Linked DNA regions of Homo sapiens: region 1 is linked to region 2. The links are chromatin loops, found by intact Hi-C in ENCODE. Cell type or tissue: CD4-positive, alpha-beta T cell. All regions are shown on one strand. Each heading gives the region's core, and the rest is flanking DNA. Links, peaks and the distances in the headings are about the cores only. Region 1 holds the start of KCNC4 (potassium voltage-gated channel subfamily C member 4). Region 2 has its middle 11 kb from the start of KCNA2.

Region 1 (15,855 bases), core at 4,877-12,876, 410 kb after region 2:
AGAGCTGGCAGTGGAGATCCGAGCCTCCCTCTCATGGGCCCCTGTGCTGACAGACTAAGGGCAGAGAACAGCTAAGGAACCCTACACTAGAAGCCTTGGGCCCGGGTTTAGACTTCCGGGATTCCTCATCCTGGCCCTGCCACTCAACCAGGTAAATGAATGGTAACTTCTGCACCTGTTTCCTCTATATAAAATGGGGACAGTACTAGTACCCCCTTCACAGTGTTACGGTAGGATTAAATGAGCTTCTACATGGTAAATGCCTGGCACCCAATAGGTGCTCCATAAAATGGAGATAAGAGTTGAGGAGGGTTAGGGTCCTCTGCGTGCAGCTTTTGAAGGTGAGCCGAATCTGGAGCCAAAATACCACAGAATCTTTGCTTTTTAGAAGTGAAAAACGGAGACTGAGAAAGTTATCCAGTTCAACTCCATTTCTGCTGTTTTACAGATGAAGAAACTGAGGCCCAGGGAGGAGTGCTTGCTTGTCCTGATTTTCATGGCTGAAGCTGCTAGTTCTTTCCACCACAAAGGGCATGGATTCTGCTGGAAGGCAAAACTTCCCAAGTAGAAAACTGCCGGTGAACTGGCTCCACCAGGGGCAGCTCCTCTCCTGCTGGGAGGATGCAGGAGGGTCTCAGCACCCTGGACAGCAGGCTCCCATCCTCTAAGCAGGAGAGCGCCTCTCCTCCCAACTCCCTGCGCCCCCTGGGCTCCTGTGTCCTGTTGAAAACTCACCCCTCTCCAAAGGCCCAGTTGTTCAGCCCTATTACCATCCTCCTCCACCAACCCCACCGTTGGACTGTCCCTAGAAATGTAAAGCCACACACTTCTGGGTTCAAGTTGGGCTCTGCTACTGACTGCATATGAGACCTGCATGAGTTCCTTAACCTCTCCAAGCCTTAAGGTCTTCATTTATAAAGTGAAAAAGGGAGCGCCTACCAAGTACAAGACACCGTGTTTGGGAAAATACCAGACAACCACCCTTGCCCCGGGACCTTACATTCTAGTGGAGGCCGACTTTAACAAATAAACAAGCAAAATACACAGTATGTCAGGTGGTCTAAGGGTTATGAAAAAAAATAAAGAGAAAAAGGAGATAACGGGTGGGAGGATAGGGGAGTTGTTTCCAATAGAGAGGTCAGGTAAGGCCTTAATGACAAGGTGACACCTGAACAGCCCTGAAGAGTGAAGGAGTGAGTCATACGAAGAACCGGAGAGTTCGAGGCAGAAGGGATGAGTAGTGCAAAGGTCCTGAGGCTACAATCTGCTTGCTATGTTTGAGGGGATGAGGGTAGTATCTACCTGGTACAGTTGTTTTGAGGATGCAAAGAAATGATACTTGTAAAACTCAGCACAAAGCCTAGAGCATTCCAGGAATCTGGCACAGGCTGGGTCGAGGGGAGAGGTGACAGACACCAATCATTGGGAACTGCATACAATCAGCGGGGGCAGGGGAGGAGAGCCCAGGAAGAAGGGCCAGGGAGACAGATGGACAGATAAACATAAGGAGACTCAGGCCCAAAAACCTATATTAAGGATGAAGTGTAGGAGAAGGGAAAATTGAGAACACAGCCAAAGACACTGGCAGAGTAAGATCTGTGGGGATGGGGTGAGGGACTGAGGGACTGAGCCTTCCAGGGAAGCAAGATCCTTGTGCCCAGGCAGTGCTGGAAGACAGTGGGGCAGTCCCGGGGGTAAGAGGCAGGAAATGAGAAGGTCTGCCAAACAAAGCATCTCTGAGCTATCCCTGGCTCCTGGTTGAGGGCCCGCACTAAGGCCTAGGTCCCAGCAGAGAAACATCCCCTCCTCTCCCCTCCATGGGTGCCCCTAGGAACAGGACCTGGCCCTGCCCCCACCCCATGCTGAGCCAGGACCTTCTGGTCCCAGTGTCCAGAACCCACCTCTACCTATGCTCACCCTCCGACGAGCCAGCACTTGGGGCCTCTCAGGGCCTCTGGGTTGCCCAGAACGGATGAGTCCCTACCCCAGAAGGAATTCAGTCTAGCCCGGATCACTATCCAAGAACCCGCTATTCAGTCAAATGGAATTCCTGGTTATTGCCCACCCAGGCCCCACACTGTCCAAGCTCTGCTTGAGCTGGTCACCTGACCAGAAAATTCCCCCTTTCCCTAACGCTGCATATGGTTTAGCTCTACCCACATGGAAATTTTATTTATTTATGTATGTATTTATAATGTGACTCTTTGAAAAAATTATTTAAGGCACTAAGTCAGTATCCTACAAGGCCCACCCAATTCAACTTCTAGTTCCTTGTGGAAGCCTCTCTGAACACCTCCTACACCTCATCCCACGTAGAGGTGGGATTTATTGATTCCTCCTCTCACTTCCTATTGAACTTTATTTTCTTACGACTCCTGTGGCACCTCTCATGATCCGTCTTGTATTACTGTTGCCATTTCTTGTCACCTAATTTCCCTTGACTGCCACTTACTCTACCCGACTTGGCTTTTGTCAGGAGCATGGCCCCCTCTGACTCATCTTTGGATTTCTAGAACCCCACATGTGTATGGTAAGTACGCAGTAAGTGTTTTCTGAATGACTGGGGCCAAGGTGACCCCCTGCTCTCTCTCCTGGTCCTGATGAGCCTGTCAGAAGAAGAGGTCATCAGCTCCACTGACTGGGACAAAGTGACAAGGGTATATGCCCAGTAATACCTCTAGGTGCTGGGGCCCTAGGACCTCTGCTGCCCTCCAGAGCGAGCCAGGTCCACTTCCAGATAAGGACCCCTGCTAGGGGCCAGGTGACCACCCCTTAGCCTGAAGAAAATTCCAGCAGGGAGCAGGGCCAGAGGTCATGGCAAGTCAGTTACGCACAGGGAATGAGGGTTGCACAGAGCTCTGGTGCCCAGCATCCCAGGCTGACACTGCCCATGGGTGGGGGTGAAGGGCCCAGGGTCTCCTACCCTCAAGGCCAAGCTGCCTGGCTCTGCTCCTGCCTGCCTGCTCTTCCCCCGAGTCTCCAAAATAGCTCGTTTACTTTCTCCCCTTCCCTACTCCACACCCCACCCCTAATGTGACAACCAGAAACACCTCAGCATTCAGAGACAAGATGTTCAGAGACAAATGTTGATCTGTTCAGAACAAGAGAAGAAAACAAACCCAAGAGGAAACTGGGAGGATGCCCTGCGGGCAGGGCCTGCAGGGAGTCCTGCAGCCTTCAGCCTGGCCCCTGCCTGCTCCTCAGGAAGGAGGTGGAGGGGCTGCCCCGGGCAGGCTTGGCACTGCCCTCCTGGGGAGCTCAGAAAGCCAGGGTACTGCCCTCCTGGGCTCAGGTTCCTGGTTCACCCTAGCTCAGAGGGCACAGCATCAGTGAGTCCTGGCCCTCACTTTAAAGCCTGTCGTGATCACTGACCTGTCCCCCAGGCAATGCCCGGACCAGAGAAGCCAGGGAACTTCAGAAGCGGGCAGGCAGGAATGCAGCTCTGCTCCTTTCCTAGAAGGCCTTGGTTTCATGCTCTGCCTGGGCCAGGGAGCTTCCCTTAGTCTTTTCTCCCAGCCACGCCTCCCTTCATTTTTCCTATGGAAATCCCACAGTGAGAAGAGAGGTTATCCTTGACCAATTCTGGGGAGTGAGAAGTAAAGGAACAGATAAGAGCAGAGTGGAGGAAGAAGCTCTCCAGTGAGGGGCCACCCTCTGGAAACCAGAGATCCTCTCTGGGCAGGAGCCAGAGGCCATAGGAGGAGCACAGACTTAGATTGATGAGACCTAGGTTTGGATCCTAGTTCTACCACAAGTGGTGCGACCTTGAGAAAGCCCCACCAGGCCTGTTTCCTTATCTGTATACTGATACACAGATGTTAACAATATCTGCCTCACCTAGGCCAGATGAGTAGTAGCAGAAAGCACAGGCCAAGCCTCCCACATAGTAACTGACACTTAACAAAGGGGAAGACCCTGCTGGAGCTGCCTTCCTGGAGCAGGGAGTTCCTGTGGGTCCCCTCCTCTACTCAAAAGGGAAACATCACAGGAAAAATGTGCTGATTTAGCCAAAGGAGAGGAACTGTAATCCTTAATAAGGCTGATAGCTGAGCTAAAGCCAGCCCTGCCCTGGAGACCTTGGAGACTAGGGTAGGGGAAGGGCATCCTGGCCCCATTCTCCAGGCCTCTTGTCTGCTCTCAGAAAAGAAGGTGCAGGTTTCTAAAGTTTCGGATGCTGCCAAACCTCCACTGGGCCCCCTGAGGCTGTGAAGTCTCCACGGTGAGCCTTCACTCTGCCCTGCCCCTCGTACCTGTTCCCAGCTCAGGCCACAGAAACGGAACCACAGCAGCAGCTGCCCATGGGCCCAGCACAGTGGAGCAGGGGTGAGCATCCCAGTCCAGGAGCCTGCCTGAGCGGAACAGCTCCTTGGGCCAGGCCTGTAGCTAGGCAACAGGCTCTCATAATCAGCTCAGTTCACTTTCCATTTGTATCGTTTTGCTCCTGTCATAACGCACTACTCAAATGACCAGGTTGCTGTGTGCGAAAGGACGCCTCAGGGCAGAGCACTGCTCCTCTCTCCCTCTTCGCCCACCACCCCACAGTGCTGCGGGCCCTTCCAGGGAGGAGGTAGCTGTGAGCGAGGGAAGGTAGCACATATACCGGGGGGAACAGGGCTGGGAAGGATGGGACAGTGTGACAAGCCAGGGGCAAATGGAGGGGGGAAAGTGCAGCCCCAGAACTCCCCGCATGGCATAGTACCCTCAGGCCTGGAGGGGTAATACAGTAAGTCTTCCTTCTGACGTCTCCATCTGCCCCTGGGTTTTCTGATGTCATCCACAGGAGGTACAGAACCTCAGAAGGACATTTCTCAGGCTACAGTAAGAAACAAGCTCTCTGCCTCAAAAACAGCCTAGTTCAGTGGAAAGAAGGTGTTGTAATCACAAGAGCAAGGGCTTGGGAGTCAGGGACTCTGGCTTTGATTCAAAGCCTGGCCACTATCTGGCTGTGTGATCTCAGGCAAGTTGTTTACCTTCTCACAGCCTCAATCTATTAAACGGGGATAATCACCGGGTTTTAAGTTTATTGGGAGGATTAGAGATTAATGTAAAGTATATACAGCAATGTATCTGTCTGGGGTGCTCAATAATGAGCAGTTATTCATTAATTTGTAAAAATTATGTATTCCCACTTGTGTGTCCCGGGAGCAGGTGAGGGTTGCCTTTGCCTGGGCTCCTGAGCAGGAGGCAAGTCCTCTTTTAGTGCATGTGTTGGCCAGAGCTCCATCCAGATATTCACATCAGGATGAACAACCAGAAGGCTGGAAACTAGGGGTGGTTTCCTGCCTCTGCTATTAGTTAAATGTCTTTGGCAAGAAACTTAATGTCTCTGAATCCTGGTTTTCTCAATGTTTAAATGGAAGAATTAACCTTGCTCCATCATAAACTTCAAGACCTCAACTGGAATGCCTGGGCTGATGTGATTCCATGTCAAAGGGGCAAAGCACCCTGGGTTCCTGGGAAGACTTCCAGGGGCAGGCCAGGCTCTGAGCTTACTCAAAGAGGCCCCCTGGCTTGGCCATTCAGCAGTGAGTTAGGAAGAAAATAAACTCAATGATATGTGGGGTGCCACCTGGAATTCCAGAGGGGAAGAAGAGCAGGTGAAAAGCCCCTAGAAGTCCCAGAATGCTCAGAAATAGGGCCTAGCTCCCCTAACCACCTCATCTCATCCCTGCTTCCCTGGTTTGTCCCCTTTCCCCATCTCTATCTCTATCTCTCCTCCCCGACCCCCAACTTTGAAAGAGTCTGAATGATGTGTGCCTGCCCTCTCTCCCCTAATGCAGACAGCCAAGTGCTAACACTAGCAAGGTTAGTGACCTACATGAGAAGTCTGTAGAACTCACAGCAGACCCAGGCCAGGGGCATCACTATGCCCTCACCTTCTTAGCCAGTCTCAGGGCTGCAAGGAAAGAAACCCAGACAGTTGCCTCTAGCTTTGTTGTCAGTCCTGAGAAAGATCCCTGCCTTCTCGTGGCTGCCTGCAGCCCCAGCCCGGTATGCCATGGCCCCTGAGACCTCTGCTCCTCCCTTCTCTTCCAGGCAGAAGATGCATCTGCCCTGGCCTGGCATTTATGCCAGCCTGGCTTTTCCCTGCAGGCCTGTTCCCCAATTCCCTACCCTGCCTTCTTCTATGACTAGGAAGGAGTCCAGCACAGGGGTGCTGGGAAAGGGAGGGTGCTCTGAGACTCATTAACATGACAATTTGGGATGCTGGAGGAACCAACCAGGTTCCACAGCAAGCAGCAGTCCCCAGACCCAACAAGTTACATTGCTCTTTCCTGTCTCCCAGACAGACTCCAGCCAGGCTTTAGGCTGCTGACCATGAGATCCGACACCAGCCCCCAGAGTTTTCTTTCTTTAAAGAATCTAAAGCCATCCTTCAGGGATTTTTTTTTTTTTTTTTTTTTTTTTTTAGCTGTCGAAGCATAATGGGGGAAGCACCTCCCCCGTTCTCCCCTTTCACCTAAAGGAGTTAGGGAAACTGGATTTACTTGGGGAGGAGGCGGTAGGTCTTGCCTAAATCAACCTGTGCTTCCCCCTTCCCTCATACACCCATTTCAAGCAGTAACCTGAACCAGGGCTTTCTGGAAAGACAGTTTGTGCTGCAGCAGAAAGAAAAGAAGCGGCAACAAAAATCTGGTATCATCACCAGGAAGCCTGTGGCTGGCCACTGGCCGTGGGAGCCTGCAGAGCCTAGAACGCTAGGCCCTTCGTGTTTAATTCTCCTCTCACCCCAGCTGAGGCCAGGACATCCCAGGTGTGCAGGAAGCCTCAGGGGCATGGTATCCTCCCTGGCAGAAAGAATGCCTTTCTTAAACCTGGAAAGGAGGCCGGATTGTGGTCTCAGCTTTGCCTCTTCTGAGCTTAAGATGCTGAAGCCTATATCCTCCTCTCTGAAGTGCATAGTTGTGAGCACACTGAGCTGCTGGGAGGATGTAAATGAGGTGGCACGGCATGGAAGCATCTAACAAAACCCACCCTAGTTTCCTTCCTCTCAACCCTGCCTGCCCCCATCAGAAGACCAAATTCCAGCTCTTCCAGGACCGTAGTCCTGTGTGGAGTGGAGGGCAGCTGAAGATAGGGCAGCCTGTGCAGACCAAAGAAGGGGGTGGAGGAGCTGAGCTGGGCACCCCACTCACTGGAGGGGATGCGGCAAAGCAGGCAGCTGGGACTGGGTCCAAGTAGTAAGTCAAGTGTGTGCAATCTCCTGATGGAGCGTGCAGGGGAGAGGGTGGGAGTGTGTAATTCCCCTGCGAGCCACGGAGGGGGGTTGAGAGGAAGGCGGGAACAATCTGCGGTGGTAAGGTAAGTCAGGCTCGGTCCCTGCTCCTCCCGGCCCCTACCCACCACCCACCACGGACCCCTTGCAGACCCAAGATGGGGAGACACGGGCTCCTGCCACTCACCCTAGCGGCCCGGGAGGAGTAGGGATCCTCGAAGAGCGCCCACATGCGGGGCTGCCAGCCGCGGCAGCCCCCAGACCCGGCGCCATGGCCCGCGCCTCCCTCGTGGGGGCCCAGTCGCTGCAGGGCCAGCTCCCGCTCATCGTCGCCGGCCTCGTCGCTGGGCCCCGCGCCGCTGCCGCCTCCGTCCGGGCTCTCGAAGATGTCGAGCGCCTCCTCGGCGTCGCGGTGCTGCCGGTAGGTCATCCAGCAGCAGGGTTCCACGTCGGTCTCGTCGATGCCCCAGAAGGTGAGCTCCTCTTCGAAGAGCGGCCCGCACACGTCCGCGGGGCAGTGCAGCTTGCCGGTGCGGTAGTAGTTGAGCACGTAGGCGAAGACGCCCGGGTGCCTGTCGAAGAAGAACTCGCAGCCCCCGCCGCCGCTGCTGCCGCTGCTACCCACACCGCCGCCATCGGTCTCGGGCCGGCCCCCGCCGTCGGGGTCGGCCAGCCAGGCGAGGCGGGTTCCCGGTAGGGTGCGCAGGGTGCTGCGGTAGGTCTCATGTCGCGTGCCGCCCACGTTGATGATGATCTTCTCCGACGCCTCGCCCTTGGCCATCTCCTCCTTCAGACATGTTTTGGACGGAGGCTTGTTCCCCGACTTGCGCCCGCGGTAGGAGGAGACACACACCGAGCTGATCATAAGAAGCGCTGCGGGGCTCCGGCTTGGGGCGGCCGCTGCCCTCCAAACACCCTTCCCGAGGAGGCAGCGTCAGACGGGGGAGGGGGAGGAGACGAAGAGGAGGCAGGAGGCGGTGGCGGCCCCCTCTGCGGCTTGGGCTTGCCCCTGCCTATCCCCCTAGGACGCGGAGCGGGAGGAGTTGGATTTCTCCGGTACACAGGTGGTTGGGGTTAGGGCAGGAAGCTCCGGAGAGAGGGAGGCGCAGAGAGGGAGGACCCGGGGAAGTAGAAGCAAGCACACACGCGGTCCCCCGCTACGACGGGACACACAAACGCTCTGGGCCGGGGACACGCCCCCGCCTTCACCCCGACCAAAGACGAGGAAGCGCACAGTCCACGCGCACCGCGAAGGTCCGGGGCGCTCGCGCTCACACGGGCCACCCTCCGGCTCCAAGACCGCACCAAGCCCCGGAATAGCCGGCTTCCCCGCAGCGGCGGCAGCGCAGCAGCAACAAGTCCTCCGAGCGGCTGCCGGGGCCAGGCCGACACTCTCACGGCAGCCGGAGCTCCGTGGGCCCGGGCTGCTTGCGGTCAACACGAGGCGGCGGCGGCGGCATGTGGCCTCTTCCCCCCATTCATAAATCCAGCGCCGGGCGAGGAAGGCAGGCGGGGCAGAGCAGAGAGCGGCGGCCGGGCGGGCGGGGGCTGCGCAGGGCGAGGCGGCAGCTGGAAAACAAGCGCGCCCGCAGGAGCGAGCCTCGGGTCCTGCGTCCGCGGCTGGGAGCTGCGCCGGACCGGGCGCAGCGCTGCGGGGGCCGCGCTGGGGCGGGGGTGCCTCAGACGGGGCGTCCTGCGCGGCGCCGAGCCTGGGGGGCGGGGCCGCTCTGGGGAGCCGGGCTCTGGGCACTGGCGAAGGTGTACCGGGGGCGGCGGCCGAGCGGCCAAGGACACCTGCAGGCTTCCCGGGCCGCGCGGAGAGGGAGCCTCAGCGCAACGCCCCGGCGCCTGGTTCCTGCGATCTGGCGGCGCTGGGAGCCACGCCATCTACGCGTCTGCCCATCTCCGGGCGGGGCGCCGGCCTTGGCTCGCGCGCGGCAGGGGGCGGGCGCGAGGTGGCATAGGGGAGGGGGCGCCTCGGCGCCGGTGGGCTGGGGCCCTAGGGGCTCATGGTCTCCCTCCGGCGCTGGCAGCGGCCGCCACGCCCCAGTGGCGCCTTTTCCTCCGGGGCCCCGCCTCGCCCAGACGCGCCCTTCGCGGGGCGGGGTGGGCGGGGCGCGGCGCAGCGCGGGGCCGATCCGACTCACTGCAGGCCCTGGCGACCGAGCGCAGTCTTCCTCCCCGGAGCCGAGCCCCAACCAAGCGCGTCACCTCCTCGCCGCCAGTGCCCAGCCCAGCGCGCCGCCCCTGCGCGCTTCCGCCGGCAACCCCTCCCGCCCCCCTCAGCCCTGCTCCGCGCCTCCCCCGGGCCCGCAGCTCCTCCCACCGCAGCCCGCTGACACCGAAGCGCTCTCGACCCCTGACCTCTAACCTCCGCCCGGCTCTTCTTGCTTCGTCCCTCGCCCCCTCCCCGCCAAGCTGGTCGCACTGTTGCCGTTTCACTGCGGCTGACGGAAGGCCAAGGAAGAAAGAGGGTAGAGACGCTGTCGCGAGGATCAGGCTGCCCTCTCCTTTCCCAGGGACCGTGTTGGGGCCTTCTGACCACCCCGCCCCGCATCCTGCGCCTCGGAGGCCCAACGTAGCCCAAGACACCCATGGTCTTGATGCTCTCCGCCTCTGTCCCAGCCACCAAAGTCCCCGCGATGGAATGGAGGACGGGGTGGCCTTGGGCAGAGAAGCGCTTCTTGTGCCGGATGGAAGGAAACCGTAGCTCTGGCTGTGTTCATCGCGAAATGTTTTATGGATGTGGAGTGGGTGGGTGGCCCTGAAAAGTCATTAGTTAAAGCCTTTGCTCGTCATTGCTCTGGGGTCCACATAGGAAATGCCCGTGTCCTGCCTCATGACCCCTTCCTGTTTCTACTCTTATTCTACCCATTACAATTTGACTTTGCCTGTGTATATGTCTCCTCTCCCCTCCCTAACCCTGAGCTCCTGCAGGCGGCATTGTGCTTTTTCATCTTGATAGCTCCCACAGTGCCTGCCTCTGAGAACCTGTTTGCTAAGTGATTGAGAAGCTGCCATACCCAAAACGTAGGCACCAACAGGACTTTACTGGCCCTATCCCAAGAGCAATTTCCAGATTCATTTGTTTTTGTTAAGTCCAGAACCTATTTTACATCTTCATATTAATCCCCATTGGGTTTTTTTTTCTTTTTTACAGCTTCAGGCAGCCTCCATGCCTGTCTGGATGATGTAAAGAGATCTTGAGGCAGAAATGAAAGGTGAATGACACACCTGCCCTGGACACCTGTGCACCTTCCCAGTTCCAGATCAGGCAGTACCTAGCTCAACTGAGAAAAACAAGACAAGGGCCTATGTGTGTCTCAGGAAAGGTTAAAAGCTCAGTGCCAATGCAAGGGATTTTTACAAGCAAAAGTCTCATTATTAATGAGGCCAGAAAACCAAAATGACAATGATCTTTGATGATCTGTACTGACACGCAGGGGAGGTGAGTTAATCAGAAACACACATTTACTGGCACCCCCTTTGTGCCCAGTCCCTGCTCCTCGAAACTGATGTTTGTATTTCAGAGTTTAGCTGTCTTTGAGTTTGCTGCAGTGAAAAGAAATATCCCAAGTGTGACTGGGAAGAGAAGACCCGGGACAGGCCAGAAACTGGAGTGAGGAAGAAAGAACCACAGAATATTAATGTAATGAATAACTTTCAAGTCCTATCTGGTCCGTGTCCTGGCAAAGTCCCTTGGGGTCTCTCCCCTGCTTTCCGTTCATCAGGATGACTGAGCTCAGTAATTGTAACAAAGGGAGTGTAGTAGGCAAGGGGACAAAACCCATAGTATCCCACCCCTGATTGACTTATTAACTCAATGAACACTTATTGAATACCTACGATATGCCAGAAGCAGTTCCGGGTACTGGAAATACATCAGTGAATAAAACAGCCACTCATCCTAGTAAATCTGCCCAACTGGTGCTTCCACTCTGCGGTGCTTGTGGATAGTGATGAGCACCTGGGGAGATGGGTAAAGGGAGAAAGCTGCCAGGGAAAAAGGAGGCCAAGAGGGAAGGGAGGAAGATCAGAAAGTTGGGACACAGGCATAGGAACCTAGGAAGAGCTGACAAAAACAGAGGGCCCAGCCTGAGAGAGGCAGCTGGGTAAAGGTGCATGGGGCCAGGACTCCCAGCTCTGTGCACTGACCAGCTCGGGAGAGGGGAGCTCAGCCTCAGTCCTGAGGCCTCCAGAGAATGCCTCACCCTTGCTGAAGGTTTATTCTAGAACTCTGGGCTCACCTGTTACGTGTACCTCTCTGAGGGAGTCGATATGCTGCAGTTAGCACTATGGGACTTGTCCCCATCATTTCTTTGTGTGAGGTCTTGGTGTTCCCTCAAAACACAGAGCCGGGGAAGGATAGGAGAGCCCCCTGCCCAGGCTACTGTGACACAGCCTACCATGGATGTGAGGGTGCTGCCCTCTGGTGGTGCTAGAACATCCTGGCTCCAGACCTCGCCCTGAGCTCTGGGGGCTGTGATGTGGGCAGATGGGGTGGCAGCTGATTCTGGGCTTCCTGTTGATTCCAGGACCTCAGGTACATCTTCTAGCCTAACTCTGCCATTGGGACTCTGCCTACTCCCTCCCTTCTTCATTCCTCCAAGACCTTGATACCTGACAGGCTTAAGCAAGACCACAAAGCAGCCACTATTGGAAATTCCTAGTTCCCCAAGCTTCTTTCCCTCATTTTCACCTTTTCTCTTTTGTCCTCTCCTTAGTGCCCTGGCTTCTTCAGGCTGTCAGGGAAGAGCACCTGTCTGAAAGCCAGTTCACAGAAGGTGTCAGCCACAGCGGGTTTCCCTCATCAGGGGTGAGGGTGTGGTGAAAGAATAGGAAGAGAGGGCCATGGGAGATTCTAAAGGGGCACCGATGGAGGCTGTCAAGCACCTGCACCCTTTCCAGGCCCCCCCTCCACCCGCATAATAAGGTCCTCACCCTCTGAGTGCCGACGCTGACCCTGTCCGTAGGAAGCTGAAAGCCTGAAATCAAAGCCGTTTACCCTTCCCCTTTCCCCACTGGGAGCTTTGTATGGGCTCAGCCTCTTTAGGATGACTGGAGCCATCCAATCTCCTCTCCATCTTCCTTCTTTGAAACCTGTTTGTGGTGAGGGGCTCCAGGCCAAGGCAAGGTTCTATCCATTGGTGCTCACACTTTCCCTTTTTGGTATTCTAGCTCCTGCCAGGGACTGACCCTCCTTCAGGTCCAGGCCAAGGAGCCAGCATCCTTTCCCAGCATGCCTCACTCTCTCCCAGCCTGGAAAATTGAATTGCTTTATCAGACTCATTAGAGGGTGATAGGGCCTCCCCGCTCATGGGGGAACAAGAGAAGGGAAGGCAAGAGCAGGCTGGCAGCCTCCTGTCTGCGTCTCAGCTCACTTCATCCTGCCTCCCCCAACCCCAAGCAGCCTGCAGAGACTTGCAGGCTCCAAATCAAATGTGAGAGCCTTCTTTGGGGGGAGGGGGGTTGGTGGGGGAGGGGCTCTGGGGAGAACCTAGCCCTAGTAATTCAGGTCTTGTGAAGATCAGTAGAATGGCTCTGCCTCAGGACTGAAAGCAGGGTTGGGTTGCTGTGGTAATCCCAGTGAAGTTGTATCTGGGGCTCAAAGGTGGCCTTTGAAGGCCCAGCTCTTAAAGAGAAGAGATCAGAAGCTCGGGCCTGGGCAGGGCTCAGGGCCTCATACACTATGGACCTGGAGTCATAGGGTTGGAGGGGACCTGAGTGTTAGCTCATGGACACCTTCCCCCCGCTTAGGGATGTCAGGCCTAAGCAGCAGCAGCGAACTCTGAGAGACGGAGCTAGGGCTGGTGTTGGGCCAAGGACAGAGAACGATACGGGGGCCACCAGCTGAGTGGACCCTAGAGGCCTCCTTGTTTAAGGCTCCTGGGCTGGGAACTCAGCCTGCATCCAGACAGCACACTCCCGCCACCGCGCCTGCCACATGCACGCTAGCCCAGGGTCCGGCTGGCAAGACCTCTTGACACTTAGCATTTCTCCATCTAGAAAAGTAGAGATTGCTCCCACCTGGGCTAAGTTCCAGGAAAAACTGGTTCATTCCATTAGAGGAGTTAATTAGTCCTGATGGGCCCAGTCCCCTCCAGCAATATCCTGGGGAAAGGGGAAGCAGGTGTCTGGAGAGACAGGCCAAACTCAGGTTCCTCTTGGGTGCTCCTGAAGTCCAGGGATTCTTCCCTGCTTGGGTCAGCCCTGGGCAGAATGGAGGGACCCAGAACCCAGGCAGCTCAGACCCAGGGACAGAGAGCAGATCCCCACTGAGTCTTTATGCTCTGCAGCCAGGACTGTGCCTGGCATGGATCAATCTTTGTAAGGGTTTGTGGTTGAATGACAGGCATAGTCTTCTCCCATCTCAAGGTTTCTTCCCACCTAAGATGATGTAATTAAAGAATGCAGCAGCGTGCCTGGCACCAGTGAGTGTGCCAGGAAGGGAGATGCCCAAGTCAGATTGTGACTGCCTCTGCGAGCCAGGGACTCTTGCCTGGTCCTTTGTATATTCCCAGTGCTCAGCACAATCCCAGGCACTCAAAATACCTGATTCATGCTTGCTTGATGCATGGAATTAATGAGGCGGGGGGTGGCGGGGGAGGAGTCCTCCCTGTCAGTTTCTTGCTGTGTGGCAGAGAGTGCACTAGATTGGGAGTCAAGAAACCCAGGCATTGGCCCCGATCTTCCCCTTGCTTGGTTGTGGGAAGTCTGGTCTTTTCCTCTTTGGGCCTCCGTTTCCCCCATTGTTGTACAAGGAGGTTTGACCAGATAATCACTAAGGTTCATATTCTGGTTACTATTGTTATGAAACAAATTACCCCTAGTATGTAGTGATATAAACCCAACAGCCATTTTATTTTGTTTATTATTTTATGGGTCAGGAAATAAGGAAGGGCTCAGTTGAACAGTTCTTGCTTAGGGTCTCTTATGCAGCTACAATCAGATGTCAGCGGGCTGCAAACATCTGAAGCTCAGCTGGGCTAAACGTTCAGTATGCTGTGTTCATGTGGCTGGCAGTTGACACTGGCTGTTGGCTGGAAGCTCAGCTGAAGCTGTCAACCTAAGCATCTGCAAACATATCGCCTCCCTAGCATGGCAGTCTCAGGGTGGTTGGCTGTCTTACATGGCAGCTGGCTGCCTCTAGAATGAGTATCCCTAGAACACCAGGTGGAAGTGGCACGGCCTTTCCTAATCTAGCCTTGGAAGTCACATAGCATCACTTCTACTATACCCTGTTGGTCACAGGAAGCATTTGCTCACCCAGATTCAAGAGGAGGAGCATAGACTCCACTTTTGATGGGAGAAGTATTAAAAAGAATTTGGGGCCAACCAACAACAAAGAAAACAAAAACAAAACCCCACAATAGCCTTGTGGTCTGTGGAATACTTTAGCCTTGGCCCAAGTCCCTATGACTGGAGCTGTCTGGTGGTGACTGCTGGGGTGAACATGATAATGTACAGGATCAGTGAGACCCCCACACTCTGGTACTCCCTTTCCTGGAGAGAGTTCCTTTTCTGCCTTCCTTCCTTGGCTTCTCTGGATTTTAGGCTGAAACTGTCCTTTGTGAATAGCTTTAGGAGATGGCTCATTGCATGGGTGATGGGGCCCCCAGAATGAAGTAGGCCCCATGGCCTTGCCCAGGATCGCAAGAAGGAAGGAAGGAAATATTTAATGAGCACCTATTGTATCCCCATATGGAAAGAAGTCGATACTGTATTCCAGTAGATGTTACTGATGAAGTTCATTTTTCCCTCATACCATCTCTAAGGAAGAGATTTTATTGTCGTCCTCCTTTTACAGATCAGAAAATGGAGATTCCAGGGTTAAAGTGGCTTCCCCAAGGTGGTATGGTTGGCGACAGACCCATGATTCAAACCACTCATGCCACCTGCCCTGGGGCAAACCTGAGGCAGAAGCAGTGGCCTCACCTGTCCTCCTGCATGCCCTTCTCATCCTCCTCTGACTGCTCCCTCCACCCAGGGCCCAAACTTAACCACTCACCTCCCCACCAGAAATGACCTGCTGTGTGTCCCAGTTCTGTGTCTCTAAGCTGACATCCCCTCAGGAGAAGGCTTCCATGCATGTGCAGGTGACTGATGACAAAGATCCCTAACACTCTAGAATCAGCCCATTACATGGGCAGCCAGACTCTCCCCACTCCCCATCAACAAGGGGGGCTTCTGTGTGCCCTCCCCTTTATTTGGGCAGATGCTGTGACCCACAGAAGATGGTAGAGGTACTGTGCCATTTTCCAGCCCCAGGCCTTAAAAACCTGGCAGCTTCCACCTCCTGTCTCTTGAAATGGTCTCTCTGGGGACCCTAAGCCCTTCAGTCAGAAGTCTGGCCAAGTAGCCATGCTGGAGAGGCAGTTGTAGGTGCTCACTCTGGCCGGCAGGCCCAGCTGAACTCAGTCTTCCAGCCATTCTCACTGGAGTGCCCGGCATTTGAGTGAATGTGAGGGCAGCTGCCTTGGACCCTCCAGACTAGTTCGCTGCTAGTTGAATATCACTGAGTGACCTTGGTTGCCACCAGAAGAGTTGCTCAGACGAGTCCTGCCTGAATTCCTTACTCAGAAAACTGCGAGATAGAATGGTTGTTTTAAGCCGCTCAGACTTGGAGTAACTTGGAACAC
Region 2 (10,666 bases), core at 1-8,000:
ATGTCTTGACAATATTATCTTCTGACCTTGGAATGCAGTCTATTTTTCCAATTATTTAGGTCTTTCATTTCTACCATTAATGTTTCAGAATTTTCAGTGTATAGGTCTTTCACATCCTTTCTCAGATTTGTCCCTAAGTATCTTATATTTTAATGCTATTGTAAATGGGGTTTTTAAATCTCAATTTATAATTGTTTGTTGTATTTAGAAAAATGATTGATTTTTGTACATTGATCTTGTATTGTGACATCTCTCTAAACTCACTTATGAATTCTAGTAGCTCTTTTGGTAGATTCCATTGGATTTTCTACATAAATAACCATGCCACCTGTGAATAAAGATAATTTTGCTTCTTCCTTTACAATCTAGATGCCATTTATTTCTTTTCCTTACCTTATTGTGCTGGGTACAAGCTCCAATAGAATCTTAAATAGAAATGGTGAAAGCAGAAATCCTTGTCTTCTTGATTTTAGAAGGAAAGCATTCCGTCTTTCATCATTAAGTATAATGTTGGCTACAGGTTTTTTTATAGATGTATTTTATTAGGTCAAAAAAACTCCCTTTATTCCTAGTTTGCTGAAAGATGTTATCACAAGTGAATACTGAATATTTTCAAACATTTTTCTCTGTCTATTAAGATAATCATGTGGTTTTGCTTTTTCATATTTTTCATATGGTGAATTACATTGATTTCTTAAAGTTAAACCAACCTTGAATTTCTATGACAAACTCCATTTGGTCATGATGTATTATTCTTTTCTTATTATTTTGTATTTGATTTCATACGTCTTTATTCGGTTTGTACGTCTATGTTCATGAAGCATATTGTCCTGTAGTTTTCTTTACTGGTGATGTTTTTGTCTGGTTTTGGTATAAGTGTAATGCTGGCCTCACATAATGGATTGAAAAGTATTATCTTTTCCATTTTCTAAAAGAATTTGTGTAGAATTATTTCTTCCTTAAACATTTGGTAGCATTAGTCAGTTTAGCATCTGAACCTGGAATTTTCTTTGTTTTTAACCAAGAAAATTAGTTAAAACTAAGCAGGTTTTAAACTACATATTTATTTTTTAAATAACTATGGGGTACTGGGTTATTTGTTTCCTTTGTGTGAGGTTTGGTAGTTTATGTCTCTCACGGAATTTCTCCATTTCAACCAAGTTGTCCAATTTATTGTCATAGAGTTGTTTAGAATTTCCCTCATTGTCCTTTTGAGGTCTGTAGAGTTAATAATAGTAATGTCATCTCTCTCATTTCTGATATTGGTTATTTCTCTTTTTTTCTGGTTAGACTGGCTAGATACTTATCTATTTTATTAATCTTCTTAAAGTACCAGTTTTGATTTCATTGATTTTATCTATTGTTCTCTGTTTTATCAATTTCCATTCTAATCTTTATTATTTCCTTCCTTCTGCTCATTTTGGGTTTCACTTGCTCTCCTTTTTCTAGTTTCTTAAGTTGGAAACGAGGTCATTGATGTAAGATCTTCTTTTCTAATATAAGCATATAATTTTATCTTCACTCTGCCATGGCTAGAAATCCTACCCCTTGTTGTTGCTTTTTAATGAAGTTATAATCAGGCTGTATATACAATTTTATGTATTTTATTGGGCTAAGGCATTATGCCATGTGAAGCTATGGTTAAAATTAGCACACTAATCCATTTTTTATGGAAACCGTTAAAAATATTAGCTAATGAACACTTACCCACCCAGCAAACAAGGAGTGGGACTCTGCAGGACAGAGCAAGTCAGACACCAAAGCCAGTATCCGCACCCAGGAATCCCCAGAGATTGGTTGTCCAAGAGGGTCATATGGAGGCGCTTCAGTTATTTTAGAATTTCAAGAAGCCTGAGAGAAAGTCACACTATTACATGTGACAAGCCTGCCCAGGCAAAACAGAATGTCAAGTGACTCTACTTGGGGCTGAATTCTCACACTTTAGTGAGAGTGAGGCAGTCCACAGCCTCTCACGCCAGCCAGAAGCTATGTTGGTTGTTACAAATGTTCAGGTTGTTAACGGTGGATAGACGCACTCACTCATCATTACATAATAAGAGCAGTTTGTTTTGCAGGCAAGATGATCCAACACACGGGGCCGCTGGGGGTGTGTGGGAAGGATATTTTAAAAGGAACTTTCAGTGATAATGAACAAAACTCAGGAGCTATGTGGATGACAGGAGCACCTAGATGACCGACTTTACCCACTTCAAATGCTACCTTGACCCTAGCACTCTCTCCACCCTGCATCCTCACCTCAGACCATCTGTTGGTTAGGCCAACAGCTCACCATCAATTCATGCCCTGCCTAGACCAACAGCTCACTGTTCATGCCCTACCCTGCCCTGCCCAGCCCTCCTCTCTGGCCTTCTGCCAAGTGGGGTTCTTAACAGCACAGCCTTCACCTCCGAGAAGGCGCAATGGGAAAGACAGGTGAGACGATGGGCAGCCATGCCTGGGAGACAGAGTTTGCTGGCTACGGTGGGCAGACGTTCCCACCAATCACAGTAGACCACAAAACAACAGGAAGACCTGGGCTGTGGATGGGGCGGTGATCAGTGAGTTCCTGGAACCCGTGTTTGCCGGGTGCACCCAAGAAGAGTGAGGGGATCTCTAAGACACTGTCTACACTGAGAGCCTCCAAGGCTAACCTGCCTGACATGGTTCACACAGAGGGAAAGGAGAAGAGAGGGTCTGAAAGGAGAGGCCGGGATGTGTGAGGACAGGGGTATGTTAGGGATATCCAATTTGGTCTGGGGGCTGAGAAGTCTTACCCACCAAATTTCTCTCTCTCTCTCTCACTCACTCTCTCTCTCTCTCTCTCTCTCTCTCTCTCTCTCGCTCTCGCTCTCTCTCTCTCATTAAGCTGCTCTCAGGAAGCTCACACAATCGCAGTTCACAGCAGCATTTGCTACAGGGCACGTGAACAGGGAGAGGTGGTCTCCTAGGACGTTAAGTCGGCTTGGAGAGACTGGGAGCTGTCCAGGGGAGGGCTGAGGAGTTTGTCAGGCAGAGAGTGTATGTTACTTAACCACACTAAAGCTTCTGTTTCTGGGTTTTGTATTTTTAGAATGCGGAAGGGGAGGTGTTGTCAGAGAGGTGACCTCAGGTGACTGAAAGTGCTGGGGTTTAAGGGCTTAACAAATAGGTGGCGAAAAATATCAAACCCTCAAAATCTCCCCTGACCTTTTATCTCTTAGGACCCGGGATACGGGATGCGCAGGGAGCCAGGCGCGGCTGGTTAAGAAGCCCTGCCTGTGGCTGTCCACTCCCGGTCTCTCCCTGCTGCGTGGGCGTTGACGGCCGCAGCCCTCCCAGATTGCCGCATTGCCGCCCGAGCCACAGTGTGCAGATACCGCTGCATGTGGCGCCCCCTGGCGGCCAGTGGCAGCTCGTGCGTCTGTCTTTTCTGCAGAGCTGATTTCCACCTTGTATGTGTAGGAGGGGCCTCCTTTACAAAGAACCAGCCATACCCTTGGGAGTGGGAGCAGATTTCATAGCCGAGACAGGAGACCTTGTAAGAACTTCCTATGTGCCAGGCACAAGGTTAAAACCGGTATTATCATACATGCATTCATTCGTTTTCCTAGTGTGTGCCAGGCATCTCCTAGGAAGTAATGTGTAAGCAGAGGCCCCATAAAGGAATTACATAAAGTAATGTGTAAGCAGAGCAAGTCATGAGCATGTTTGGGGGTACAGTCTCCCAGGGAGTGGGGACAGCCAGGCCACAGGGATGCATTCTTTGGGTGTGGAGACCAGGAAGGAGGCAGCTGCAGAGGGTGGTTGGAAATGAAGTCAGAAAGGTGTCCAGGGGACAGACGGTACAGAGCCTTCTGGGCCATAGGACTTCAGGCTTAGTTCTGAGAGTAGTGAACAACTACTGGACTTTGAACAAAGGCATAAAACAACTCGATTTATGTTGTTTATAAAATCACTCTGGCTTCTGCGAGGGCATGAATAGGAACAGGGAGGCCTGTGAGGAGCCCAGGTGAGAGTAGAGCATCTGGGGCCAGGTTTGCTTCGCCTGCCGGAAGAGATAAGACATCTGGTTCAGAAGATGGTCTGAAGGCAGAGGCCATAGGAATCCCTGTTGGATTAGCCAAAGGCTGTGTCCCGGGGTTTGGGCCTGAGCAACTGGATGAGGGAGGAGTGGTGCTACTCAGAGGGATGGGGGTTCAGGTGTGGGGGCATGGGAAGGAAGCAAGAATTTGGTTTGGGATGTGCCATGTTTGAGCTGCCAATTAGACTCTAAGTCATGATGTTCGGTGCACCTGAGCAGGGCTCTCTACCCTCTCCATCCTCTCCTTATGTTCCTTTCGTGGCTCTCCTGGGTCTTTTTCCCATCTGAGGGCCACCCAAGCTGCCTCATCCTACCTCCGAAAGGAAAGGAAGCCCACACAGAGCAGCAATTCCACAGGGAAAGAACTGAGGGAAGGCAGCCACATTCCAGGGCCACACCCTAACTGGACGGCAAGGTCAGAGGCAGTCAGGGTTCTAGGCTCCACTCTCCAGAGAGGAATTAAAAGAGGATAAAATGCCTTTTCTCACACACTGACAGGTCACTCACATGTCAGCCAGGAGTGCAGTGGCACGATCATACCTCACTGTAACCTCGAACTCTTGGACTCAAGTGATCCTCCCACCTCAGGCTCCCAAGTAGCTAAGACTACAGGTGGGTGCCATCATGCCCAGATAATTTTTTTAAATTATTTTTTGTAGAGACAGGGTCTCACTATGTTGCACAAGCTGGTTTCAAACTCCTGGCCTCAAGCAATCCTCCTGCTTTGGCCTCCCAAAATGCTGGGATTACAGGCATGAGCCGCCGCACCCAGGCCCTCTCTGCTCTTCTCACTCCATCTACATTCTCATCCTGGGGGATCTCATTCTCACCCTTGGCTTCAATGACCCCTCCATGATGATGACTTTCAACTCTCCATTCCCTACCCTCTACCTCTCTCCTGAGCATCAGGCCAGCATTGCCATCTGCCCTGTTGACAAGGAACAGGCCCATCAGAGCAGCCCCACAAACCCCCATGTATGTCAGAACTGCCCACCATGTGAGCTCCATCCCTCGACACATGCATGAGTGCACACACACAGGTGCACATGCACTTCGCACACCACCTCTCTGAAGCCCTGTGGCGGCCCCTCCACACTCTCTCTCCCTCTCCCATCTCGCTGATCACTGAATCCTACACTCCCTGTAATGTCTCCCTTTTGGTGCTTTTCTCTTCATCACTGCCTTCATCCCTTCTACCGTTCACCTATTGAACAAATGGCCTGAGTCCAGACCCTTGACATCTCTGAGGGGAAGCAACCTCCTCCTTACCAGTTTCCTGCCTCTGCTCTTAGACCCATCCTTTCCACTATACTCCACATTTCCCAAGTTATCTTTCTGAAACATAGATTGGATCCTGTCTCTCCCACTCAGAACTCTCAATGGCTCCCTATCACCTACAGGACAACCTGAACTCCTCAGCATGACTTCAAGGCCTTTCTCAGTCTTCCCCCATCGACCTCTCATTTTACCATGTCCTCCCACACTGCTCGCTCCTGGCACTCCATCTGGCGCAGAGTCCCTGGCACAGGTGAGGCTGCTTCTCTGGTCTGTCCCTGTTGTGCCTTTTTCCTGGAATCCACTCACCCATTTGGGTATTTAGCTCACAAATATGTATTAAGCTCCCAGTGTGCTCCAGGCACTGGGGGTACAGGAGAGAACAAAATCCTCAAAATCCCTCCTCACACAGTGTGAGATAGGCTGTTGCAGAGAGCCCTTCTCCAGGGAGTGAATGAATGAAGCAGGCAGTGAGGCATGCAGATTGCCCATGAAGAATGCCCAAGCTTCACTTCAACACCTCTTTCGGGGTCTTTGGACATTCTGCTCCTCCGTAAAGACATCTCTCAATTTCCATCCTTGGTGAAGGCTTTCCTCTTCTTAGGTGCTTTTGTACTTTATTCTTCAATTTAAGCCAATTCATTCTGCCTTGGGTTAGAGTCAATTGTTGACAATTCTGCTTCCTTATCCATCCTTCTAGGGAAGGAACTAGTATTTATCAAGCACCTCCTCTGTGCCACGCTCTGTGTGTCCCCCACAGTGCTTGGCTCGATGCCTGGTTTAGAGCCGGGGCTAGAGGACAGACCATGACTCAGCTCCTGCCTTTTGCACCCAGCTGCTGGCTATGTGGCTACAGGCAAGCCACTCAGCCTCACCAAGCTTGTTTCTGTAACTGTTGAATGGGAGTGAACATAGCACCTGCCTCTGTTAGGAATTATCCTTCTCACATAGCCTGGAGAGTTTCAGTTAGACCCTGGCTCGGTTGTTCCCAGGCTCTGTTGTTTTTTCCTTAGGAACCATGCTGGCTTATTTATGATCTAACTCTGGGGTCCCATGTTTCTTAAAGAAAGAACTTTTTCTTATTTCCTGAAAGCTCCTGGACTTTGGAAAGGTGCAGCTGGAAGAGAAGGGAAGTGATGCGCAGCCCCCTATGAAGTCACTCCACATTCTGACTTCCACCCTCTACCCCGCTGTCCCACAGAGCTGACCTGACAACTGCCACGGCCCCTGACCCTGACTAGATGAACCTGGGTGGTGGGGGTGGGGGTGGGGCTGCATTGCCAGCCCCTCATCATCTCAGGAAGTGAAGCCTGGGCCAGGGGCTACAGATGCCCCATCTCTCCAGGCTGACTTGGGGATCTGCAGGTTACAGAGTCCCTGATTTAACCCAGCAGATTCTAATGGCCAGAGTTCAGAGAAGAGAGGAATTCCTTTGAGGCATGCAGAACCCTTAAAGCATGGCTCTGCCCAGGTCCAAAGACCCCTGGAGAGCCCTATACCACATCCTCAAGGCAGAAAGAAACTCAGGTCTCTCTTTTTCTGAATTGGTGAGGCTCTTTTCTCCTCCCATCTGGTTTCCACTTCCTTAGGCACGTCCCTGCACCCATGTGGCCATTGGGTGGCACTGTTGGATGAGCCTAGAATTTCAGGTGAACAGCAAGCATCCCAAGACTCCTGGTTGCGAGTGTGAGAGGGACAGGAAACCACAGAGGTTCTCCTCCCCAGGCGCCCCGACCCTCTGTCCCTCCTCCTAGCTGTCGTTTGTGCCCCAGGCTCTCTTCCACTCCTAAGTCATCTTCCCTGTACTCTTCTAGATACACGTTGGTTCTGCAACACCAGGAATGCCAGGATGATTTAGCCACCTCCTCACTTGTCTACCTTTCCCTCCCCTGCTTCAAAGACTTGGGTCGATCGAAGCACCAAAGCATCACTGTTGCTGACACTAACAAGTAGTGCCAAGGGATTGCCTTTAAGGAAGATCAGGAGCGGAACATCTGGTGGCAAAGAAAATCTTTCTAATAGCCCCATTCTAGTGACCACCTTCAACCTCCTCATAGCAGGAGAGTTTGGGAGTAGGGGACTTAGGATGTTTTGTTCTTTTAATCAATTCAGAAAATATGTATGTTTGAAATAAAAATAAAAATACTTGAGCCAGAGAGGCTGAGTCACTCCAGAGCCTCAGATTTGAGTTCCCAGGGCAAGCCCCACTGCCTGTCCACACAAGAGTTTACTCCATTCAACAAACACGTTTTTTTATCCAACTGTTTTCTACCTAGTCTTTCATGCCTCTAATTCTACTTCCTTAGCATTCAGGTAAGGCCCTAGGTAAGTGGTGTGTGGCAGGCGGGCCCTGCTGTGATCTTACAGGTCGCCTTTGGGTGCCTTAGGCCATGAAACTTCCAGTAGGGCCAGTCATTTTCCTCAGGTTGAACTTCAGGAAACTCCTCACTGCAATTTCAGCCCCTTTCTGCAAGGCCTCAGAGTCAAAGATTCCCTGTGTTCCCTTTGTAATGACCCTTCTTGGACTCAGAGAACATCATTAAGATGCACTGAGCATCAGGTTTGCACTGTTTGGAATGTTTGCAGGATTCGTTTTCAAAATGATTTGGCATCTTTGAAAGTCCTTTCTCCCTTTTAAACAGGCAGTGACATGTGTTGGGGTAACGGTTGATGTGGGGATCAGCAAAGTCTGGGCTGGAATCCCAGCTCTGCCACTTACTAGAGCCATGCAACCTTGAGCAGGTCCTATGACCTCTGAGCCTTGATGTCCTCTCAGCAAAATAGTGACAGTAGGAGGACCCATGGTGCCAGTGGAGATAAAGGAGGTATATGCATTCATCTGCTTAAGGCTCCCATTCCTCAGCCAGGTAAAGTTGAAGAACGAATCATAGAATAAGAAGTAGCCCAGCTTTCCCATTTTACAGATGAAGAAACTGGGGCCCAAAGAGGGGAAGTGACTTACAAGGTCACCTGGTAATAAAGTCAGGACAGAAACTGGCAGGCCAAGGGCCTTTCCATGATATCAACTTGCTTCTTGTTTTTCTGTTCTATTCCTCTTCTCTATTGACCAAAGGCCATAAAAGGGAGAGAAGAAGGACGTGGGGCTTAGAGTAACCTTCAGGCCCAGCTAATTCAGCCACATAACGCAGACACTAGGGAGTCAACCTGTGTTAGGCTACTTTTATGAAGCAAAAACAGTGATACTGTCTGCACTTCTGGGATAACTGGGCCACACTAGGGTCAAAGTGTTCTCCTCTGGAGACTTTGATACATGGCCCACTTTGAAGTTAGAAAACTTCCGAGGATGGCCAGGGTAGTGCAAGACCTCAAGCCACAGCATATAAGGAAGAGTTGAGGACCTGGGAATAATGACCTCAAAGAAGAGAAGCCATGGAGCTCCTCGCCACTGTTTTCAACTTTGTAAAGTGCTGATCTCTGCAAGGTGCAGGGGAGGGGAGGAAGAATTGCTCTCTATGGCCACAGGTGGGACGCCTGAGTGAAAGCTTCAAGAAGGATAATTCCAGGTCCACAAAAGGCAATTGAAAAGTTAGCTCTGTCCAAAGTTGGAATGATCCTTGGTAGGAGGCAATAAGCACGTGTGAGCAGAAGCTGGAAGACCACGGGTCCTTAGGAGAGCTTAAAGCACAGAGTGACTAGTGGACAGGACGAGGTCCAGCCCACAGTATACCCACTCTATGAGAACAGCACAGCAGGATGGATAGGAGCATGAATTCTGGAGCCACAGTGCCTGAGTTCAAACCGTGGTTCTTGCCTGGACTGGCTGGGTGACCCTGAACAAGATGCTTAAGCTCTCTATAAAATAGAGAGGGAGCCACCAGCTCTGGGAAACCCTCCTCCCTGCCCTGCTATCCTCTGATACAGGGGTTGCCTGGTGCATCCTCCTCCTGGTAGTAGTGACTGGTGCAAGGCTGGTCTTCCCTCTTGACCCCTCTCAGCCTCTTGGGCAGGAGTCAGAAATAGCCCCTGGCTGGCCCTGTGGCAACTCAAGTTTCTTCAGAAGTGAGGGCCCTCTAAGGACACCAAGTCTAGGGCTGAAAGGCAAGGAGAGGCAGTTAAGCTGTGGGCACCATAGAGGCTGTGCATCTGCTGGTGTTTGCTGGTTCACAAACACTGCCAGGGCAGCTTCTTTGTGCCCAGCCTGGAGCAGATACCAGTATGCAAGGGCAGAAGAGACATGGCCCTGCCCTCAGGGTGCTTCCACCTAGTGGAAGACTGCGTGCAGATGGACACAGGCCCCTCAGGACCTGGTGTGACAGGTCTGTGTCCGGAGCATATTGTTGGTGGGTGGAGACCAGGAAGAGGGTTAAGAAAGGCTTCGTGGAGGATGTGACATAAGTTGAGTGTCAGAAGAAGTCATTGAAGTGACAGGGAAGGAGGAAGGTAGGGCATTCTGGCCAGGGGGCTGCTGGAGTCAAAGCAGAAACACCTGGAGCCATCTGGAAGCTCACGTTTCTTGACACCTTCCTGGAAGTCACTGAGATAAATACCTTGTGCCCACTATCTCATTTAATCCTCAGAGCAAGCATTGGGCATTATTAATCCCATTTTACAGATTGGAACCTGAGACTCAGAGAGGAAAAACACCCCACCTAAGGTCATGTGAATGGCAAGCAGTGGAGGAGGGGCTCCACCCCAGGCCTGTCTGACTTCAAGTCTTAACCTGACCTGTCTGTTTTAAGCCAGTTAGAGCTTTCGAGGCAGTTTAATGTGATGCCAGTGTGGACTTCCAGGATGGAGGTTTAGAGGGAAGACAGGGGAACATCAGATCATGAAAGGCTTTGCTCGCTTTTTAGGAAATGCAGGTTGATCCTAGCAATAGGGCACCAATGAGTAGTTGAAGAGGTGATAGATCCTACCTGCACTTTAGTGGGGTCTCTATAGCAACTGTGGGGAGAAGAGACCAGAGGGGAACAAGTCTGAAGACAGGACCAACAGGGGTTGCAGTGACCCAGACTGTGCCTGCTGGTGGCTTGAACCAGGGCGGCGTGGGGAGGGAGAGGGAATCAGAGAGAAGCAAACAGACACCAAGGCCAAGTGATTGGCTGCATGTGGAGTGTGTCGGGTGAAGGAGGAAGAAGACAGTTGATAAGGACATCCAGGCTTCTGGTTTGGGCAACTGGGTGAATGTTGTTACCAGTGTGTTACAATCACCTACACTATTCAGCACAGTAACATGCTGTACAGGTTTGTAGCCTAGGGCAAAAGGCTCTACCATACAGCCTGGGTGTGTGGCAGGCTATGCCATCTACGTTTGTGTAAGTACACTCTACGATGTTTGCACAACGATGAGATCACCTGACACATTTCTCA

Evidence for each region. Hi-C counts contacts between places; a loop is a spot of excess contacts. Peaks named below come from ENCODE experiments on the same cell type or tissue, not always from the same donor. Only the 100,000 strongest peaks of a DNase experiment are listed, where the experiment ranks them.
Region 1: it touches region 2 in a loop (4-fold over the local background); 12 of 110 quality-filtered maps call a loop at or near these places.

Annotation. Positions count from the first base shown.
Region 1 is chr1:110,203,726-110,219,580 of GRCh38, reverse strand. KCNC4 (potassium voltage-gated channel subfamily C member 4) reads right to left here and starts at 9,267. Exons shown (of 4, transcript NM_001039574.3): 1 at 7,404-9,267. The coding sequence starts at 8,081. It overlaps KCNC4-DT (KCNC4 divergent transcript), which reads left to right and starts at 9,594. Exons shown (of 2, transcript NR_046546.1): 1 at 9,594-9,970; 2 at 10,377-11,131. RefSeq lists enhancers at 4,351-4,430, 6,782-7,670 and silencers at 8,908-9,587, 11,550-11,599, 11,610-11,669. In CD4-positive, alpha-beta T cell, for the core only: CTCF peaks have their summits at 11,434 and 11,634 (motif pointing left); DNase peaks (open chromatin) are centred at 7,960, 8,450, 9,420, 11,660 and 2 weaker places; H3K4me3 peaks cover 2,368 bases; H3K27ac peaks cover 955 bases.
Region 2 is chr1:110,612,228-110,622,893 of GRCh38, reverse strand. It overlaps a transcript of KCNA2 not described here. Among named protein-coding and RNA genes, the nearest start is that of KCNA2, 11 kb to the right of the region's middle. In CD4-positive, alpha-beta T cell, for the core only: CTCF peaks have their summits at 3,141, 3,365 (motif pointing left) and 6,937 (motif pointing right); DNase peaks (open chromatin) are centred at 2,383, 3,013, 3,353 and 6,953; H3K4me3 peaks cover 1,320 bases; H3K27ac peaks cover 890 bases.